Linked DNA regions of Homo sapiens: region 1 is linked to region 2. A link is an interaction called in ENCODE POLR2A ChIA-PET data of the cell type or tissue named here. Cell type or tissue: PC-9. All regions are shown on one strand.

The links. ChIA-PET counts read pairs that join two places held together with the same protein. Peaks named below come from ENCODE experiments on the same cell type or tissue, not always from the same donor. Only the 100,000 strongest peaks of a DNase experiment are listed, where the experiment ranks them.
Region 1: POLR2A ChIA-PET joins it to region 2 with 12 read pairs; 7 of 35 experiments call an interaction of 5 or more read pairs at or near these places.

Annotation. Positions count from the first base shown.
Region 1 is chr3:186,789,545-186,792,044 of GRCh38, reverse strand. EIF4A2 (eukaryotic translation initiation factor 4A2) reads right to left here. Exons shown (of 11, transcript NM_001967.4): 11 at 2,148-2,500. It overlaps RFC4 (replication factor C subunit 4), which reads left to right. Exons shown (of 11, transcript NM_002916.5): 8 at 195-320; 9 at 1,639-1,719; 10 at 1,790-1,903; 11 at 1,981-2,145. The coding sequence ends at 2,076. Among named protein-coding and RNA genes, the nearest start is that of SNORA4, 3.2 kb to the right of the region's middle. In PC-9, CTCF peaks have their summits at 1,336 and 1,630; DNase peaks (open chromatin) are centred at 754, 1,114, 1,324 and 1,504; H3K27ac peaks cover 1,891 bases.
Region 2 is chr3:187,149,912-187,152,411 of GRCh38, reverse strand. No RefSeq gene overlaps it. Among named protein-coding and RNA genes, the nearest start is that of RPL39L, 12 kb to the right of the region's middle. In PC-9, a CTCF peak has its summit at 1,567 (motif pointing right); no DNase peak of the experiment used is centred here.

The sequences.
Region 1 (2,500 bases), 360 kb after region 2:
CAGAAGCAAGAGATCTCTATCCTTCCATTGTACCCGGCCCCTAGACTGATCATATTTTCTCCCAAAACAGAAATGTTTTTTCTCATTAACTCTAGACTAAAACAGGGTTTTTCACTTTTATTAAACATTTTAAAATTAAAGTTATAAATCCTTAATTGGCCATCATAGGTTAAAAACAACTCTTTTCTCTTCAGGGAATAGCTTATCTTGTTAAAGTGTCAGAAGGAGACTTAAGAAAAGCCATTACATTTCTTCAAAGCGCTACTCGATTAACAGGTGGAAAGGAGATCACAGAGAAAGTGATTACAGACATTGCCGGGGTAAGAGTACTGGATATTCTGAATTTCTTTTTAGTTGGCTTTTTTGTGGCTTTTAGGAAATTTTCATCCAACAAATACTGGGTGTTTAGCAAGTGCCAAGTACTGCACTAGGAAGTATAAGGGAATAACCTGGGAGTATCAGAGTGTTTGAGGTGAGGAGATAGCACTGACTTTTCAGTTTGTCAGGCATGTAACAGACATTTCAGGAAAGAAAAGGACACTTTCAGTTGTTAGTTTTTTTGTTTTTTTTTTTTTGAGACAGAGTCTTGCTGTGTCGCCCAGGCTGGAGTGCAGTGACGCAATACCGACTCACTGCAACCTCCACCTCCCGCCTCACCCTCCCAATTAGCTGGGATTACAGGCACCTGCCACCATGCCCAGCTAATTTGTATATTTTTAGTAGAGACGGGGTTTCACGATGTTGGTTGACCAGGCTGGTATGGAACTCCTGACCTCAGGTGATCCGCCCCCCGCTTAGCCTTCCAAAGTGCTGGGATTATAGGTGGGAGCCACCGCACCCAGCCTTCAGTTTTTAGATTTTATAAGAGATGCCTTTGGCAGTTAAATCAATTTTAGCAGATGTTCTTATACATGAAAACTATTTTGCCAGTTGTATATAAACAAAAGGCATATCCAACTTACAGTAATCATTTATTAAAGAGAATGGAGTACCCCACTTGTCTTTGGATACTCCCATGTAAAAACTCACTTCAGAATCACTACTACTTAACAACTTTTGTTTCTGTGACATTTTTCACCTGCACGGTAGGCCTTCCATATGACAAGACTGGTACCACTAATCCTCTTTGTTTCTATGACGTTTTTCACCTTCACGGTAGGCCTTCCATATGACAAGACTGGTACCACTAATCCTCTTTAATTTTCTGGATATTGTGGACTTTTTAAACCAATCTCATTAGTGGCATCTTTACATGGAGACATTGAGAGAAAGGGCACTTCCCCTTTAAAGAAATCAGTCTTTTTGATTGATCTTGGCCACTGTTCTGAGGAATCGTTATAGCCGCTAGGGGAAAACTTAATCTTCATCCACTGACCAGAACAAGCTATAATCCATGTGTGCCCAAACTTGGAAGTTCACAAAGCCATTAAAGGGCTTTAAAAGCACAGTTGTTAGCACCTTGGTTGCTTAGTGGTGACTGGAGTTACTCTGGCCCTTTCCGTTCTCCCAAAGCCTTCCCAGGAAAGTATGGAACTTAGGTGTGGAACAGAAATGACTGGGGGCACGGGGGCCAGTTGGCAGAGTGTATGTCTAGTCTCACCTAGAAACATCTTTAATACCGAACATTCAATTACCTAGGTAATACCAGCTGAGAAAATTGATGGAGTATTTGCTGCCTGTCAGAGTGGCTCTTTTGACAAACTAGAAGCTGTGGTCAAGGTAAAGTCAGCTTACTAACTTTGGGGAAAGGAATATTAAGTCATCATACCAAAAGTTTTTTTTATTATAGGATTTAATAGATGAGGGTCATGCAGCAACTCAGCTCGTCAATCAACTCCATGATGTGGTTGTAGAAAATAACTTATCTGATAAACAGAAGTCTATTATCACAGAAAAACTTGCCGTAAGTAGGTACTTTGCACATGTCAATGGAACATTTAACTACCTGAAGGATGCTAATTTCTTAAATTTTTCTCGTAGGAAGTTGACAAATGCCTAGCAGATGGTGCTGATGAACATTTGCAACTCATCAGCCTTTGTGCAACTGTGATGCAGCAGTTATCTCAGAATTGTTAACGTGAATATATCTGGATGGGGGGTTTTGTAAATAATGAAGTTGTAATAAAAATAAAATGACCAAAAGCACCTTTAAAGTGAATATACAATTTATTTAACATTCAAACTTCATTAAGACATGTGCAATATGGCAATTTTACTGGGGATTAAACCCTACCTAGGATTGCTTGCTGGGGCTTAGCAACAGGGTCCAGTTCACACTTAGCACTAATTAAATACTTTATTGAATAAATACAATACCAAACAAAATGCATTCAAATGCTTTCTAAAAAAATTTTAAAGGCCTTTCTACTCAGGCTAATGACAAACACAATAAAGGCAGATATGCTAGTTTAACATAATTGGCTGATTTTATACAGCACTTATATCTTTTAGTCCACAAGTATATTATTAAATGATAGAGAACATCTAATACAACCATTTC
Region 2 (2,500 bases):
TGTTAGGTGAGTCTCCTGAAGGCAGCAGATAGTTTGTTGGTGAGTTCTTATCCACTCTGTGTTTCTGTATCTTTCAAGTGGAGCATTTAGGCCATTTACATTAAATGTTAGTATTGAAATGTGAGGTACCATTGCTTTCAACGTGCCCTTTGTTGCTGGTGTACTTTGGGGTTTTTCGGTTTTTGTTTTTGCTTTTTCACTTGTATTTTTGTCTTACAGGTCCTGTGTGATTTATGCTTTAACGAGGTTCTGTTTTGATGTGTTTCCAGGATTTGTTTCAAGATTTAGAGCTCCTCTTAGCAGTTCTTATAATGGTGGCTTGGTAATGGCAAATTCTCTCAGCATTTGTTTGTCTGAAAATGACTGTATCTTTCCTTCATATGTGATGCTTAGTTTCACCGAATACAAAATTCTTGGCTGATAATTATTATGTTTGAGGAGGCTGAAGATAGGTCCCCCATCCCTTCTAGCTTGTAGGGTTTCTGCAAAGAAATCTGCTGTTAATCTGATAGGTTTGCCTTTATAGGTTACCTGCATCTTCTGTCTCACAGCTCTTAAGATTCTTTCCTTCATCTTAACTTTGGATAACCTGATAACAATGTGCCTAGGCAAAGATCTTTTGCGATGAATTTACCAGGTGTTCTTTGTGCTTTTTGTATTTAGATGTCTAGGTCTGTCGCAAGGCCGGGGAAGTTTTCCTCAATTATTCCCCCCAATATGTTTTCCAGGCTTTTAGAATTCTCTTCTTCCTCAGGAGCACTGATTATTCTTAGGTTTCATCATTTAACATAACCCCAGACTTCTTGGAGGCTTTGTTCATATTTTCTTATTTTTTTTCTTTGTTGGATTGGGTTAATTTGAAGACTTTGTCCTCAGGCTCTGAATTTCTTTCTTCTGTTTGTTCAATTCTATTGCGGAGACTTTCCAGAGCATTTTGCATTTCTAAAAGTGTGACTAAAGTTTCCTGAATTTTTTTATTGTTTTTTCTTTAAGCTATCTATTTCCTTGAATATTTCTCCCTTCATTTCTTGTATCATTTTTTGGATTTCCTTGCATTGGGCTTCGCCTTTCTCTGATCCTTCCCTGATTAGCTTAATAACTAACCACCTGAATTGTTTTTCAGGTAAATCAGGGATTTCTTCTTGGTTTGGATCCATTGTTGATGAAGTAGTATGATTTTAGTGGGGGGTGTTGAAGGGCCTTGTTTTATCATATTACCTGGGTTGGTTTTCTGGTTCCTTCTCATTTGGATAGGCTCTTTCAGAGGGAAGGTCTAGGGCTGAAGCCTTTTGTTCAGTTTCTTTTGTCCCACAGGGTGTTCCCTTGACTCTCCCCTTTTTCCTATAGATGTGGCTTCCTGTGAGACAAACTGCAGTGATATTTGTCTGGGTCTAGCCACCCAGCGAGTCTACCCAGCTCTGGGCTGATGCAGGGGGTTGTCTGCACAGAGTCCTGTGATTTGAACTGTCTATGGTTCTCTCAGCCATGGATACAAGCTCCTGTTCCAGTGGAGGTGGCCGATGGTGCAATGGACTCCATGAGGGTCTTTAGCTTTGGTGGTTTAATGCTCTATTTTTGTGCTGGTTGGCCTCCTGCCAGGAGGTGGCGCTTTTCAGAAAGCATTAGCTGTAGCAGTGTGGAGAGAGACTGGCAGTGGGTGCAGCCCTAGAACACTCAAGGTTATATGCCCTTTGTCTTCTGCTGCCTGGGTGGGTAGGGAAGGACCATCAGGTGGGGGTGGGCCTAGGCATGTCTGAGTTCAGACTCTCCTTGGGTGGGTCTTGCTGAAGCTGCTGTGGGGAATTGAGGTGAGATTCCCAGGTCATTGGAGTTGTGTACCTAGGAGGATTATGGCTGCCTCTGCTAAGTCACACAGGTTGTCTGGGAAGTGGAGGAAAGCTGGTAGCCACAGGCCTCACCAGGCTCCCATGCAAACCAAAGGGCCAGTCTCACTCCTGCCGTGCTCCCCTCAACAGCTCTAAGTCTGTTTCCAGGTGGAGGACGAGATATGCTTGAAAACTTGCCCGAGGCTATCCGTCTCCCAGCTGCGAAAGAAAAGGGCTTCAGTTCTTCCCCTACCTGTGAAGTCTGCGCTCCAGATTCCCGCCCTCCCCTGAGTTCTGGCCAGGAGGCTTCTCACCCTGTTCAAGTTGTTACAAAATTCAGCTAGAGAATTCCTTCTTCCTGTGGAGTTTTATTCACTGGTCCTCTGGCCACCCTCCCTATGGTTCCCTGTGGTGCCAGGCAGGAATGGGCTGCTTGGGGACCCAGCAAGCTCCTGGGACCTTTCTGCTGCTTCCTCTACCCCTGTATTTTTGCTTGGCTCTCTAACTTGACTCAGCTCCAGGTAAAGTTGGAAACTTCTGCAAACAGATCTTCAGCTTCTCCAGTGGGGGTGTGTGTTCGGGAGAAGAGGGTCTCCCTTTCCCTCTTCTGCGGTACAGTATTTGGGGTGTCTCCCAGGTCCTACAGGAGCAGTTCGCTTTCTTCCGAGGGTCTG